Regions from separate parts of the Homo sapiens genome. Here region 2 is linked to region 1. A link is an interaction called in ENCODE POLR2A ChIA-PET data of the cell type or tissue named here. Cell type or tissue: PC-9. All regions are shown on one strand. Links, peaks and the distances in the headings refer to the core of each region. The heading gives the core; the rest is flanking DNA.

Region 1 (8,326 bases), core at 301-8,300:
GTTTTTTGTTTTTTGTTTTTTGTTTTTTAATTTCTTAAAGGTCTATCTGGTGTTTTTTGTTTGTTTGCTTTTTCCCAAATCTGCCTGGTCACTTTGTTCAAGTGTGACTTGTAAGGGAGTAAACAAGGAGAGTATGAGCTTCAAAGAAAATGGGGGGAAGTATTTTGCCAGCTCTCATGGAGTTTTGTGAGATCCAAAAGAAATGCTATATGTAAATTTGCTTTGTAAACTGAAAAAAGTTATGCACTCAATTATTATATTTGATGATGGCACCTTGTTGGGTTCTGGTTAATGCCTCATATTCACTGAGTGCTTACTTTATCTATATTAACACATCTCATCTTTATAACAATCTGTGAGAAGTAGGTACTGTAGATTCATATTTTACAGAGGAAAGTACAGCTTATAAATGGTAGACCCAGGATTTGAATTCATAGAGTCTGCTTCTAGAAGGTGTGTTCTTAGCTCCAGTGCTATGCTGTCATATTGATTTCCTGCCTGCCTTCTCCTTCCTTCCTTCTCCCCTCCCTCCCTCCCTTCCTTCCTTTCCTTCTTTTTTTTTTTTTTTTTTTTTTTTTTTTTTTTTTTTTTGAGACGGGGTCTCACTCTGTCACCCAGGCTGGGGTGCAGTAGCATGACAATAGCTCACTGTAGCCTTGACCTCCTGGGCTCAAGTGATCCTCCTGCCTCAACTTCCTGAGTAGCTGGGACTACAGGCACATCCCACCATGCCTGGCTAATTTTTAAATGTTTTGTAGAGATGTGGTCTCCCTATGTTACCCAGGCTAGTCTCAAACTCCTGGACTCAAGTGATCCTCCCACCTTGGCCTCCCAAAGTGCTGAGATTACAGGTGTGAGCCACCACACCTGGCCATACTGTCCTTCTTTAAATGACAGGTTTCTTCCCACTCCTTCAGCTTCAAGAGTACAAACATTTTAGGGTCACATTTCAGCATGTCCACCTTGAACCCAGCTACAAAAATCCTACCCCAGGCAGTGGGCCCCCAGCAAAGGGCTGTGTGTGCTGACCTAGTTTCACCACCGAACCCAGCCCCAGACCTCACAGGGCACTGCTCACCTGCCAGGTGCCCACTCTGTGCTTGTTGAAGATGGTGTCTTCTTGATTTCACTTATTTGCCTGAAGCCACCCAATAAGTCAGTAGTGGGCCAGAGAATAGAAACCAAGTCTCCTGCCTTTCAAGTGTCACATTTGTTTTGTGTTAATAAGCTATATACCTCCAGGGGATCTGGCAGAAATTTGAAGGTGGTTAATTTTACTGCAATAAATACTTAAGAATCCTTTTTAAAGCAAAGAAGTCAAGCCCCCGCCAGGGAAAACACAATCTGCTCTGAGGGCCTTTGACAAACTGACATGGGCACTAGGACTAGGTCATGGATCATTGGCCCTTGATTCTGTCTCCCACTGAGCATCCCAAAGGGGTTGAGACCTCTGCTGGAGCCACTAGGCTTCAGCCGGACCTGGAAATGTTCTCGCAAATGAAACTGGAATGCATGATGTCCTGGATTCAGCGGGTCACAGCTGACTGCCATCAGGAGGTGTGACGGAGAAGGTTCCATTTCTGTGACCCTGTGGTGATACAGGTCGGGACCCAGGCGAAGTAGCTCAGCCATCTGAATTGGCACCTTTCTGCTTTTCTCGCTGAGTGACGGGTGCCTTGCAGTTGGCTTCAGATGTTTGTGAATGTGCTGTGTTTCCTAAAGCCATGTCAGTCAGGAAGAAGATGCAGGTATTCAGGAGAAGGGAGAAGAAAATCTGAATTAGAAACAACGTGAGGATGGGGAGCACAGGGAGGGATGGGTTACCTTTGTCATCAGAAGAACGCCAGGCAGATTTTAGTCCCTCAGCTAATAATACTATTTGAAAAATTGATGGAGAAATTTAACTGGAAGGTTTCAGCAAGACAAAAGCTGCATCTCCAAGGCTGGACTCAGCGTGTTCACGTGGGAACTGGGTGTGAGTGTAATTGTCAGAGGGGAGGGTTGTCACAGGAGGTGCACGATGTGAAGTCACAAGGGGACGCATTATTTCCATGAGTTCTCACAGTTCCCAGGGCAGCCACAGATGGTAGTGGTTTATGTCTGCCTCTGCCTTGACAGAAGGGCAGTAGGCAGTTGTGGCAAGAAAAATGGACCAAATGAGGGCTGCACTCAGCAGGTTAAATTTGCTGTCTGTTAGTGTTCCTAGGTGAGATGCTTCAAAACTAGAATGCTCTGCTGGGACTTTTATTTCCCTTAGAAATAAAAGGCCAGGCGCGGTGGCTCATGCCTATAATCCCAGCACTTTGGGAGGCCAAGTCGGGCAGATCGCCTGAGGTCAGGAGTTCGAGACCAGCCTGGCCAACATGGCAAAACCCCATCTACTAAAAATACAAAAATTTGCTGGGTATGGTGGTGGTGGGCGCCTGTAATCCCAGCTACTTGGGAGGCTGAGGCAGGAGAATCACTTAAACCTGGGAGATGGAGGTTGCAGTGAGCTGAGATCGTGCCCCACTGTACTCCAGCCTGGGAAACAGAGTGAGACTCCATCTCCCAAAAAAAAAAAAAAAAAAGGTTCTTTGTTCACACTTTCTCTGCGCTGCTGCAAGTGACTTTGGTGCCGTTTCCTGCAGCCTGTGTCGGTGGCTGGGACTTTCTCGACAGCAAGGCAGGCCGTGCATGAGGCCTATAGGACCCAGGGCTGCCTCCCAATGCTGACGGCCCTGCGCTGTGTGAGCTTGGGTAAGCCAGTTCGGCTCACTTCACCTCAGGTTCCTTGTTCCTATGTGGACGGGTTGCTTGTTTGGAGGATTAATAATGATGGGGAATGCAAAGTGTGGTTGGTTTTGCTGGGGAAAAGAGCAGGGAAGTAGAGACCTAGGCAGGTGATGTCACCTCTCTGATGAACTCCAAGGTCTCTGTCAACACCGGTGCCTTTGTCCTGACATTGCGGGGTTTGTGGCATGATTGGAGAGACCTTGCGTGCTCTCTGGGCAGCCCTTGTTAGTGCCCCCCAACTAGCTGGGAGATCCAGAGTTTCATGAGAACCCTCCCTCCGTGACAAAATCCGCCTTCCTCGCTGTCAGGCTCAGGTTGTCCTGTGCCCCCACTGAGCCTGCTCATTATTGATTAATGAACTTGTAAAATGAGAAGTATTGTTTTACCGGAAGCTACATGTTTATGTGGTTGGTAAAAATGAGAAGAGTTGCTTGAGAACTGGTTCTCCTTTCCATGAGTATATACAAGGTTCAAATCTGGGCTTTGTGGTTATAAGACATGTTGAGTGAATAAAAATGAAGGAAATGCTGGGCATTTATCACAATTTTTTTTTTTTTTTTTTTTTGAGACAGGGTCTTACTCTGTCACCCAGGCTGGAGTACAGTGGCACGATCTCGGCTCACTGCAGTCTCCACCTCCCAGGTTCAAGTGATTCTCATGCCTCAGCCTTCCGAGTAGCCAGGATCACAGGCGTGGGTCACCGCACCCGGCTAATTTTTGTATTTTTTGTAGAGACAAGCTTTCGCCATGTTGGTCAGGCTGGTCGAACTCCTGGCCTCAAGTGATCCATCCGCCTTGGCCTCCCAAAGTGCTAGGCTTACAGGCATGAGCTGCTGCGCCTGGCCTTTCACAATTCTTAAACTGTTGACTTACAGAAACACAGACCTGTATGAACACACAGATCACTTTAGAGGTCCGTCTCAGAACTACCTGCTGTCATGAGTGATGTACAGATAAAATGTGGAAGATCTAGAAACTAGTCATTCCTAATCTCTGCCATAAGTAAACATTTTAGTTTAATGTTAAAAGGTCACTCAGGGTTATTGTGAGATTTGATGAGATCATGGCTACAAGGAACCTTTAACTGTATGAATGAAAAATCTAATGAAACTGCAAAGTCACTCCTATTTACTAAAACCAGTGTAGTGGCTGTTTCTGCCTCTTTTCTTTCCCTCCTCCCTTCCCTTTTCTTCTCTGTTGTTTCTGTCACTTTCCTCTCCCTTCTACCTTATTTTTTTCTTCCTTTCCTTCTCCTTCCTCTCTTTCTGGCATTAGCAGTTTGTTTGTTTGTTTGTTTTTGTTTATTTTGAGACCGAATCTCGCTCTGTTGCCCAGGCTGGAGTACAGTAGCCCAATCTCGGCTCACTGCAACCTCCACCTCCCGGGTTCAAGCCATTCTCCTGCCTCAGCCTCCCGAGTAGCTGGGATTACAGACGCCCGCCACCACACCTAGCTAATTTTTGTATTTTTAGTAGAGATGGGGTTTCACGATGTTGGCCAGGCTGGTCTCAAACTCCTGACCTCAGGTGATCCGCCCACCTCGGCCTCCCAAAGTGCTGGGATTACAGGTGTGAGCCCCCACACCCGGCCCTGGCATTAGCAGTTCTTACACAAGAACAGCGTAGGCATGAATCCTGCCTTCATGGCACTTACACACTAGCAGAGGAATCTGGCAGCAAATAAGCACACAAAGGCAGCTGCAGGGTATGATGTGCCGTGACGTAAAGGGACAAACACCGTGAGAGTCTAACTAAAGCCTGGCATGTGTCAATCCTATGTACCTATTCAGAAACTAGGGTTCATGACGGTGCTTCTGTTGTTACCTAGTAGAAGTAGCTTTGTAAGCACAAAGATTGTAGTTTTGTGAAGCTATCTAGTACAGAGTCACTCTGGAAGTTTAGCATTATAGAGTTTTTTCATAGAAAGGATGGATAGATACAAGTTTTTCCTAACAAGCACAAGTGGCAGTCTTTGAAAACTAATTTTTTATGTGTACATTGTAGCATTGGAAGATAACTGTGGTTGAGTGTGATAAACTGAAACTTTTTAAAAAATCTATTATTTTTTTTACAAGTTAAGTTAGAGCCAGATATGCTGATTCTCTACCATTTTCAAAAGAGGAATTGGAAAAGGGAGAGCTTGTTTATGTGGTATTCACAATAGTGTCTGCTCCTGAAGAAAATTTTTGGAAAAATCTCATGAGTGTCCTCAGACTAAAAACAGGGATCCAGTCTGTTGTTCATGCAGGACTCAGGAGGCGAGCGAGCATGTGATACCAGGAAGGGTCCCATCCCTGCCCTGCTGGGGAGCCCTCAGTGGCGAGGTGGCGAGTTCAGGCTTCACTTCAGAGCATGGATACTGCTGCATAGGTGCTGGAAGGGTGCTGCATGGGTGCTGGAAGCTGCTTGGCATAGTGCATGTCCTGTTTCCTGCCACTTGGAAAGAGGACTGTGGAAGTCAGGTCTTCCCAGTCCTCACCAGTAAAGCAAGCAACGAATGCCTTCAGTCCAGGTAATATGTCCAGGCTTTAAATTCTCTGGATCTGTCTTTGGATACCCTGGGAAAAGTCTTGTCTCTTCTTAGGCCCTTCTGACTAAAAGCAGCCAGGACTTTTAAACTGACTAATTTTTAAAGATTTCCAAATAGAGAAAATTAAAGCAAAAATTTTTGAAAGCTGAAAATGATCTTTCCAACTTTTCTCATTCAGAGTAGAACACTGGAGCATTGAAAGTTTGTTCATGTTTGTGATTGATCACATATTTAAAAAATTGTAAAATAAAGACCTTATTTTAATGTTAAAAGTTCACTTCAACACCATCATTTCTACGAGGTTCTAGGTCTTTTGTGAACAAATTAAATATAGTGCTTTCTTTATAACATGAATTAAATCTAGATCCCAATGATATTTGGCACCTTCTAAATACCCAGATGGCCACTGCGTTTGCCTTGAAGTGAAGACGTGTGTAGAGTTTTAATCACATGTTTTATTTTTTCTCTTTTAAATATCGCCTTTTCAATAGTTGCTTGTTAATGAATGACTGATTGTTTACTGCAGTTTATAATCAGGAATTTGAACATTAAAAAATTCTAATCAGGATACAGGTTAAAAAACACTTTCCCTCTCATTCTCTCTTTCCTTATGCTAGAACAATAAAAATAAATTGTCCTCCCCTTGAAAACATAGTAGTTTAAGAAATTTTATCATTCTCTTCTTGAAAACTTAAGTTTAATAAAACAGTTCAGAGGAAACTTAATTATAGTTCTTATACTATAAAAAGCTCTTATAAAAACAGGGGTAGGGCCACAATAAATTTCACCTCTTGAGCATAACCACCACTTGAAAAAGAAAGATGTAGTTAAAAAATTATTTTTGCTTTATCTTCTCCATTGTTTAATGCCTGAACATACTTGGATTTTTTAACAGCAGGAACAAGACAGAAGACTTTGTTAGCTACCCAGGTAAGATCATTTGAGTCCAAAGACCAGATTCCAGAACAGACTGCAGATTCCTGTTGAGGACATGGGTTGTCAGGACAGCCTGGAGGCAGAGGGGTAGATTCTGTTGTAGGTGTCGTAAGTGACATTTTGGATCAGATTTTTAACCCTCTTTTGTTTTTGAAAGTGAGTAAATATTCATAGCAGATTATTCTCATGAAACAAGACTGACACTATGACCTCAGGGAAAGAGTGCTTTGGGGGGAACTGTGTATTTAATTAAGCAAAGAAAGAGCTGATGAAAGGGGCTGAGTGTCTCAGAGCTGTTGTTTCTTCTGCCGAATTTTTCCAAATAGGAGCACAGAAGTCCTGAGAACACTGCCTCTCTATATGTTGTGCTCAGTCCACACACTGCCAACAAATGTGCATACACACACACACACATACACACCTCAAAGACAACCCCTCCAGCCTGTGGTTTTCCTGAATTAGCTTTCCCAAAGTACCTTGAGCACTATGGGTTCAGACTGGGGTTTGGGTTTGGTGACAGCTGTCAGTGCTCCAAAGGCAGAGGACTGAACTTAGGGCAAATCTGTGGCAACAGAAAGCTCTTTTCTGTTCCATGAAAGTCATGGATGATGCTTTCAGATCCTGTCTGCAAATTGCCCAACATCGCATTGATAATGGAAACAAATGATCTGACACTCACATAGCTAAATATAATTTAGAATTTTGATGTGAGGTTGAAACATGAAAGATCATGCTTTTCAAACTGCTGTGATGACTTACACAGACAATTCATTTTAGATAATGGTGAGTTAAGCCTGGCAGCCTCTGAGCGTTTTCCCCTCATTTGTTCAAACACCTGCAGTTGGGTACTGATGCACATGTTTAATTGCTTAAACTTAAATTATAAAATCCCTAAAAGGATGTTTTTCTCCTAGAAAATAAGTCAGGTCTCTTGCAAAGGCTGCCTGCTTTCATGAGCTTCTTGTATTTCCCGGGATGCTTATGCGCCAGCCCCTGTTAGGTCTGCTTTTAAACACAGGAAGTTGAGCCCTTCAGGGAAAGTGCCGATGTCTGAACCATCAGCAAAATCACTACACCCATTCCCTGGGAAGTCTAGTTCATCAGAAACAAGTTTAATTCGGGAACTGTAGTTTATCCAGGTTCCGTGAAGGCAATTAGCACTGGGCAAAGGGCTGTTTGATCAGCCTAGAGAGAGACCGCCTTTACGCCTAAAGCTCCAGTCATTTGTCTCTACTCCCGCCGACTCGCAGCGGCCACAGAAGACATCAGAACTGGATGAAAATGGCCCTGCCCCTGCGACAGAGCAGGGCGCTTCTGGCTTGCGCCTTGTTATTTGTCCCTCCAGTGGTTCCTAGCTGTTGTGACGTCAAGGCTGCCATTCAGAGCAGAGAAAAAGGAAACCATGGCCTCTCTTCGCATCAGTAGCCCGGACAAGCTGTTGTTTCTCAGGCATCCAAAGCGCTTTCTGTCTGGCAGAGCTGTGCATTCCATGCCTGGGTGACCTGGTTAAATGGAGGAAACCAAATGCTATCCGCTGAATGCTCTCCAAAACAAGCACTCCGCCCTGCGCGTCTCAAGCACAGGCTTCACTGCCTCCGAGGACTGTGAAGGGAACAGCAGCACTGCCTGCATTTGCTGCTGGCATATTCAGCTTCTGGTCAGGGTCTTAAAGGAGAAAATAACATCCTCAATGGCCTCGATTAATGCACACTCACCAACGTGTTTGTGCTGCCTTTGGGGTCAGTGCTACAAAATCCTTTTTTAAAAAAGGATTCGGAATCACAGTCAGAAGTTCAAAACTGCTGAACTGCCACCTCTTCCTTCCTGTCTCACTTCGGCTCACGCCATTCCCCAATTTCAGGTTTCTGAATTCCAGAAAGGCTCTTGTGTATGTGAACATATTAATCTTGCACCGTGCCTTACTGAACGTGTGTATGTTTTGCACACACATGAGAAAGACTCACAAGTATAATGCGTGGATCACAACTCTAGGATTTTCTCAATGAAGAGTAACACCTTATGCTTTTCAGAGAAAAGGGGCTATTTCACAGTGTCACAGAACTCTCCTTAGGAGCAAGCCAAGATC
Region 2 (8,326 bases), core at 120-8,119, 620 kb before region 1:
AGAAAGAGAATGGCATTGCCCTGCCCATCCCTACCCACCAGCCTGAGCCTGCCTGGACACTTTCACTGGACCTCAGCCAGGAGCTCTTTACCCAGCTCTGGGCTCATTTCCTATTTGCACCCACTGGCCATGAAGCAGGGCAGGGAGCTCAGCTGGTGGGGTTTCCTGTCCCGGACCCAGGAACATGGGCTAAGTTGGATGGGCCTCTCTTTATCATGTATCCTGTCTGCTCTATGGGGCTGTTAAGAAATCAAGTGATGTAGCAGATCTGGGATGGTGACTCCTACCCTGCACAGGCCAAATGACGGGGGCATTCTCTATAAGAAAAGCCTTCAAGAAAATTGACACAGAGGATCCCTTAAAGGAGCCTCTTCATATTTGCAGTAACATTTGCCATATGACTGCTTCGAGTCGGCAGCCTGCAGGCTGTGCAATGTGGAATTCGGTTGGCAAAGGGTACTTTCCACACCACTTCTAAATGAGCCAGAAAATCATAGGACACAGAATTCTAGAGCTGGGGAGCCTTCTGGAAATCATCTACTACAACCTGCTTGTTTCAAATGGGGGATTGCAGGCCAGGGAGGTGGGTTCATTCGCCCAAGTTCCCAGTGACTCTCAATAAATAGCTTTCCAGGAGGTGGGTGTGCACACGTGTGTGTGCGTGTGTGTGTGTGTGCGTGCATGTATGTGTGTGCATGTGCGCATACGTGTCAGCTGTAAATACCAGAATAGAACTCAGCCCTTTCAGTGCTGATTCCCTCCTGGGAATTGGAAAAACTCACCAAATCCCCTTTATATATTTTTTTATTTTACTTCTTTTTGTTCTGAGATGGAATCTCGCTGTGTTGCCAAGGGTGGAGTGCAGGTGGCTTGCTGCAACCTCTGCCTCCCAGATTCAAGACATCCTCCTGCCTCAGCCTCCTGAGTAGCTGGGACTACAGGCATGCGCCACCACACCCAGCTAATTTCTGTAGAAATAGGGTCTCACCATGTTGGCCAGGCTGGTCTTGAACGCCTAACCTTGAGTGATCTGCCCACCTCAGCCTCCCAGTGCTAGGATTACAGGCATGAGCCATCATGCCTGGCGAAAAACCTCTTTAAAAAGGACTTTAGGATGGTGACAAACCTATACTGTGCCCACATCTCTTTCCCTACCCCTCTACCATAAGGGTAAATTGAGGCTTGGGGCCATGTTGCTATTTAAGAGTTAGACTCCTAAGGGTGCCTGGAATACTGTGCCATAGCACTGGCCACCATGCATTGTGCCTAAATATGTCGGTGTTTGCCACTGGCCCACTGGCTGAGGACCCCCTGTCATTTCCACAGCCTCTAGCCAAATAGGTGGTTAAGAAATGTTTGCGGGATAATTGGCTGCACAAAATGCAGCGTTCAGCTGCAGATTCATCAGTGGCCCTTGCCCACATCTCCCGCATCCCAAGCTCTTGCATTGTCTCTGAGTCCTGGCCCTGCCCTGAATCGCTGGAGCAGCAGCAAGCACAGACCCTCAGCTAAGAGGGTCCCCCAGCTAAGGTTGGCCCCTGGGCCACCTCCAACCATCCCCACCCCCTTCCCCGACATATATCACCACCACCCTCTCTTCTTTTGTAGCCTTATTCCCCTTGGGAATAAGCCACCTCACACTTCCGAGGACCAGGGTGTAGGGTGGCACCTCGTCCACCAATTGTCATGGCCAGAAGGCTATGTATGTGCCTCCACTCAGGGGGAAGAGAATTCTAAGGAGCGGCTGAGAGAGGCTTGCTATCTGGCCCTGGATTGGGGTGCAGGGACCTCCCAGAGCCAGGCCCCTAGGGATGTGTGGACTGACCTGGGGTCTACGCTGTCTGATTTCTTAACCTTCCAGCTACCTGACCCTGATCAGAGTAGAAGGGACGGCAGTTAAGCAAGCCGGTGAGGAGGGCACTCTGTAATTTTTGAACATACTGGCTGTGTGTGAGGCTGAAGCCACAGCTCCTTCTTACCTGAAATTCATGGAGCTCTGCCTGAGGACTGAGTCCCTTTGGTCTCCATCCAGCCAGGTTCCCATGCCAACCTACTCCCAACACACTGATTGGAACCACAGAGCCCTCCAGCTGGGGTAGCCTGCCTTTGCATGACCTTTATCTCACAGACCATTCCAGAGAGGAGAAACTGAGGCACAGATGCAAGGACTTGCAGTAGATCATACAACCAGCTCTTCTCCCAATATGTACGTGGTTCACTCCCTCACTTCCTTCAGCTCTCCCCATGAATGCCACTTTCTCAAAGAGGCCTACCGGGGCTGCTCTGCTTAGAAACCCCTCCCCCCCAGCACACTCTTTTCCTCCTACTCGCCTTTATTTTCTCCATAGCACTCGTCACCTGATATGTGTTCATTGGTTTGTTTGTTTGTCTGTCTCTTCCCCGTTAGACTGTAAGTTCCATGAGGGCAGGGACTTCCATTGTGCTGTAGCCACAGCACCTAGAATAGCACTTAGCTCAAAGTAGCTGTTCCATAAATATAGGTTGAATGAATGAGTTAGTAAGTGAGTAGGTGTCAGGGCTGGCTTAGAACTTGCCTGCCAGCCTGTGCTCTGTAAATGCAAGGCTACCTGATTCAAGAAAGAGGTGGCAGGTGGGGGCCGGCCTAGGTCCTGGGGGCATATGGGCAGGAAGGAGCAGGGATTCCTGGTAGGAAGCAGGAGGGGGCCATGTCTCCTGTGCTGTCCCCACCCAAAGGATCCTTCAGCTGAGGATTGGGGCTTGTGTTTGTTAGAACTTGATTTGGCTGCTCATAGCAACAAAAAAGAGTAGTGGATTAAATAAGACAGGCATCAGTTATATCTCTCTCATATCATAGAACTTCAGAGGGGTGGTATAGTGGTTCTGCCATCATTCACACGTGGCCTCGTGGTCCAAGGTGGCTGCTGGAGTTCCAGCCATCAGGAAAAAGGAAGGAACAAGAAGCATGTGGCTCCTCTTTAGAGTGTGCCTCCCAGAAACCACATGTGACACTTCTAGTCACATTTTGTTGAACAGAACTTAGCATGTGGTCACACTAGCTGAAAGGCAGGCAGGAAAGAGAACTTAGGGAAGAGTAATTTTTATTTCAGGCACCCAAGTGCCTACCCAAAAAACAGTGGTTCAGTTACAAGGAGGAAGCAGAGAGTGGATATTTGGAGTAGGTGACTGGCAAATGCTACTGCAGAACTGGTCCCTGCAAACCTTGGACGTCTCTGTAGCTGCCCTCTGTCCTCACCTTGCCGGTCAGATCAGCTTCGCCTCTGCACACAGCTCTCAGGAAACACAGCTCTCAGGAAGCCTGGTCCCACTTAGTCCTCCAGTTATGTGGCTGTAGCCTTCTGGTCCTGAGGGGCAGTTTCTGGTAATGCACAAAGAAACCTGGCTCCTTCCTAATTGGGTCTTGAGCTGCAACAGGGATCCGAGGTGTCCCAGGACCCCCATAAGCTGGGCCTTGGGCAGGGTAGGAGGGGAAGGACCTGGGTTCCCCCACTGGCCTGTGGATAGGGAAGAAGTGTTTCTGCTCCCCATCTCTCCCTCTCACCTCAGAGCAGGTGAGTGCAGGGCCAAGGAAATACTGTCTTAGGGGTTTGGCTATGAGCTCTCAGTGACAGCAGCAGCCGGGGGCCAGTGACTTTGAAACCTGCGGGTGGTATTCCGTGGAGCTGCCTTGGGGGCCACTGAGGGCTTGGGGTGCATACCTGGAGAGGAAAATTAAGAGGAGGCCGATTTGGGGGGAGTTTTACGTCCATCCTCTTCACGAAGGCCTACTTTTAACTGTTCCGTATGATAGGTCTCTACGTAAGAATTCCTTTGACAAAAAATTTTGCTGTGATGGTGAAGAGAAGAAAAATGGAAATCTCTGCTGATGCCCTAGACTCTGCAGTTAAGAGGCTTGGATTTTAGCCACAGCTTCGACACTTGTTAGCCTTGTGATCTCAGACTTGTTCCTTGACCTGGGCTTCTCCAGCGGGAAAATAGGTATTGTGCCCTCCTCCATAGCAAGGGCTAAATAGGATCATGTAGGTGGTGCCTCTGATGTGCAGAAAGCATCCACACGTGTTGATTTTTTTTTTTTTTTTTTTTTTTTGAGACGGAGTTTCACTCTTGTTTGTCCAGGCTGGAGTGCAATGGCGCAATCTTGGGTCACCACTACCTCCGCCTCCCGGGTTCAAGTGATTCTCCTGCCCCAGCCTCTGGGGTAGCTGGAATTACAGGCATGCACCACCACGCCCACCTAAGTTTGTATTTTTAGTAGAGACGGGGTTTCTCCTTGTTGGTCAGGCTGGTCTTGAACTCCCAACCTCAGGTGATCCGCCTAATCAGCCTCCCAAAGTGATAGGATTACAGATGTGAGCCACCCGCACCTGGCATGTTGATTTTATTTCTTGTATTGGCGTCAGCCCTAGCCCAGTGTGAGTCAACAGACCCTGTTACCCCACCCCCAACGCCATGCTAGAGCAGCATCCTCTGCGACCTCACAGGGCCAGGTTTTCTTCTTCAAGGCCCTTCCCCATTACTCAGGCTGGGGGCCTCAGTGCGGGGAGGCAGGGTTAGTTGGAGACCGCAGTTTTAGATGAAGGTGGCCAGGGTGGGCTTAGCTAAGAAGCCACTGAGATGGCGCCCCCTGCCTTCCTATTCCTGCCTGGTGCTCCTCAGCTCACCCCTAGGGGGCACTGCCCTTCACTTTGGGGCTTTGAGTCAAAACAGACTTTTTTTTTTTTTTTTTTTTTTTTTTTGAGACAGGGCCTCACTGTGTTGCCCAGGCTGGAGTGCAGTGGCACGATCTCGACTCACTGCAACCTCCGCCTCAGGAGTTCAAGCGATCCTCTCACCTCGGCTTCCCCCATAGTTGGGATTACAGGCACCTGCCCCCAAGCCCAGCTGATTTTGGGATTTTTAGTAGAGATGGGGTTTCCCCATGTTGGCCAGGCTGGTCTTGAATTCCCGGCCTCAAGTGATCCGCCCGCCTCAGCCTCCCAAAGTGCTGGAATTACAGACGTGAGCCACAGCGCCCGGCCCAAAACAGGCTTTCTGAAGCCACCTGCACCCCGATCCTGGCAGCCCCCTAGGTGGTTAGCCCATAACGTGGTTAAATGCAGTCTTCCACCTCTTGGCTCTCTTTCTACCTGGATAAATGGCGCTTGTGATTGGGTAATCAGCTCCTGGACACGCCCACTGTACACTCCCTCCTAGCCCTGGGATCCCAGTCTCCCTTTCACTTTCCTTTCTCAGATCATCCAACCCTGAGCCTACCCCCTCTCTTGCACCAAATTCCTCTTGATGCCATCGAGCCAGGCAGTGAAGCAGGCAGTGACACGATGTTGATCTTTCTATGGCCAGCTCTCCATTTTCCTTCTCAGGAAAGGGAGGGCATGGGGGAGGTGCATGGAGCTACAGTCCAACAACTAGAGAAAGGAATATTTCCTCACAAGGCCGAAAAGTGGGAGGAAGATAGGAAGGGAAGGTAGGAAGTACTCACAGATCTGCCTTGGGGGCATTGCTCTGTGCCTCAGTTTACCCACATGGTAAGTCTGGGCTAGCACCATATGAGGTTTTTTATTTTACTTTTATATTCCATAAAGCAAGCTGTGTTCCAAACTGTGTCCAGTAAGAACATTTCGTAATCCTCAAGATTTTAATAGTTATGCTCTCAATGAATATTTAATAAAATGAATACATTTCCCTTCTTAGAAGGTCAAAATACATTATGATCTTACATGCTTTGAAATATCCTCTAAGGAAGATTACTTATTACCTTTGTTTAACCCATCATTCCCCAAACGTACTTTAACTATGGGACCATTTCCTTTTCAGCCTCCTCTTTTTAGTAGAACATCGATCTAGATTTAGTAGAACATCGAGAGGAACAGCTTCCTCTCTTTAGTAGAACGAGAGTGTTTAACATCTTGTGAAACACTCATGTTTCCCCAGGACATTTTGGGGGAAATACTGATGTGAAGATAGAGTGACCAACTGTCCCAGATTACCCAGTATAAACAGGTTATCCTGGGATGTGGGACTTAGAGTACTAAAACCCAGACAGTCCTGCGTAAAGACCAAGCTGGAAAAGCGTTAGCTATAACAACACACTCACATGTGTCTAGCTGAAATGAAGAGGGCCCTCTGACCTTAGGGGATTTATAGGAAACAACATGGCAGGTCGCAGCCAGTTTGAAGGCTGCTTGCCCCAGAGTCCATTGGGAACAAGTTACATTCCAGGCTGGTGGCCCCTCAAGAGTGTTTGCAGTGGTGTTGCTTCTCAGCCAGAAGTGGGAGGCTCTGTTAAAAGAATTATGGAAGTGTGTGTTTTTGATGTTTGATCTTTCTGCCCAGATGGGGGCAGACATTGTTTGCCGGTTGCCTGTGGCTGGCTCTTTCCTGTTGTGCCTCTGCCCCCTGCTGCTTTTTGAGTCCTTGACCCTGACAGCATCACGGTGCTGTTTTAGATCCTGAGTCCCGTCATCCTGTCATCCTGCCCCAGGAGCTTGGAGAAGGGGATTCCAGGATGTTCTGGTAGCCAGCACTGTCATAGTGGCTCACAGACAGTTCTGGATAAACAGGGCCTGCTGAGTGCATGGGTCTCATCCACCTTCATGCTGTCATTGTTCCTGGGAGTTGGTGGTTGAGGGGGTAGTGTGCTTGTTTGTTAAGCCACCAGCTTGCATGTGCTTTTCCAGCTGCAGCTAGCACCTAAGGCACTACTCGCAGGTGGGACAATGAGGAGGGGTGCCCATTGTTCAGCCAGATGCAGTCCTGCATCCTGCCCCGGGGGCACTGCCAAGCGTAGTACAGGGCGTGCGTGCGTAGTACAGGGCGTGCGTGCGGAGGCCCTGCTGCTCCCTCCCCAGGCCTGTGCTGTCCTAACTCCTGCCCACGCCTCCCTGATCTGGAGGCCCTGAGAGCACCGCCCAAAAAGTTGCTTCTCATCCTGAGGTCATCCTGGGTTTTGCTTCTCCATGGCTGGGGTTCTAGAGAGCTTGTGCTGTGGATCGGCTTCTGGGGAAGGGCAGGGTGGGAGCCGTCCTGGCCTTTCGTTCACCCACGGCATCCTATGGGGATTACACTTGGGCAGGGAAATTCTCTGGCTTTACAGCCCTGGATGAATCTGGAAGTCTGGTCCTGTTGACACAGAATCACATCTCTGAATGCCACAGGCACTCTAGGGCAATCATGTCCATGTGCCAGCTATAACTGGCCCTGGGGTCTCCTGTTGGCTAAGCGCTGGGTATTTGTGTGGGTGCGCCACATGTACACAGGGCTGGTGGCAGGCACAGTGAAGAAAACCAGCAGGGTCCATCTGAGTTGGGTGTTGAGCTGAGGAGTGGGTTTGCAAAAGAAACAGATCCTCTGTCCAGACACTCACAACCCAGTGTCCTCCCTGCAGGCCTCAGTTTCCTCATCTGTGAATGAGGAGCTGGCCCAGTGGCTCTCAGGGGCCTTCCTGTTTAGTATTTCCCATGGTCTAAAGCTGGGTGATTTCGGCCCCAGGACTGCTGGCATCATGGGACTGATGGGTGTGTGTGGCTGCATATGCAGAGGGAACCCAGCTGGACAGTGTGGATGTTCTCAGCCATTGGGAATGGCTGGAGGGGGCTGTTCTCATGCATTTGGCTTCTGGGGACAGGCAGTGACACCACGGATTCCTGGGTAATGTGAAGGGGGGCATGGACACATGTCCTGTAGTGTCCTGGGGGCTCTTCGTGTTTTGCTGGCCTCGGCCCTTTCTTCATCTCACTGCAGGTCAGATGCCTCCCTTTCCCCTGTCCAACAACCAAGAGGGGTGCAGCACCTGGAGCCAGGTATATGTGGGCACTCAGACCCCACAGGATTGGAGAGCTGCACTAGGAGTGGGACTACATGGTTCTTAGATGCCAAAGAAGGCGTGGTGGTGCCTGGTCCTCTGACTGCTTGCTCGTCTCTACTTGTTGGGCTGAGATCACATGACATCTAGGCTTCCTCTAGCTGTAACATTATGACTCTGGGATGCGGAGGAATGTGATGCCTGCATGGCTTTTAAAGAGCAGGGGACAAGGGATGGCCTGGCACTGTGGTTCACACCTATAATCCCAGCACTTTGGGAGGCCGAGGCAGGAGGATCGTTTGAAGCCAGGAGTTCAAGACCAGCCTGGGCAACATAGTGAGGCCCTATCTCTACATACAGTTTAAAAATTAGTCAAGCATGGTGGTATGGACCTGTAATTCCAGCTACCTGGGAGGCTGAGGTGGGTACTACTTGCTAAGCCTAGAAGTTTGAGAGGCTGTAGTGAGCTATGATTGTGCCACTGTACTCCAGCATGGATGACATAACAAGACCCTATCTTTAAAT

Evidence for each region. ChIA-PET counts read pairs that join two places held together with the same protein. Peaks named below come from ENCODE experiments on the same cell type or tissue, not always from the same donor. Only the 100,000 strongest peaks of a DNase experiment are listed, where the experiment ranks them.
Region 2: POLR2A ChIA-PET joins it to region 1 with 14 read pairs; 2 of 35 experiments call an interaction of 5 or more read pairs at or near these places.

Annotation. Positions count from the first base shown.
Region 1 is chr7:130,920,952-130,929,277 of GRCh38, reverse strand. The region is part of intron 6 of LINC-PINT (long intergenic non-protein coding RNA, p53 induced transcript); the gene reads left to right. LINC00513 (long intergenic non-protein coding RNA 513) reads right to left here. Exons shown (of 4, transcript NR_109780.1): 4 at 7,332-7,742. Among named protein-coding and RNA genes, the nearest start is that of LINC00513, 12 kb to the right of the region's middle. In PC-9, for the core only: no CTCF peak of the experiment used is centred there; a DNase peak (open chromatin) is centred at 3,837; H3K27ac peaks cover 4,252 bases.
Region 2 is chr7:131,543,136-131,551,461 of GRCh38, reverse strand. All of the region lies in intron 1 of PODXL (podocalyxin like), which reads left to right. Among named protein-coding and RNA genes, the nearest start is that of PODXL, 9.3 kb to the left of the region's middle. RefSeq lists enhancers at 1-268, 6,240-7,083. In PC-9, for the core only: CTCF peaks have their summits at 4,456 and 4,656 (motif pointing right); a DNase peak (open chromatin) is centred at 4,651; H3K27ac peaks cover 412 bases.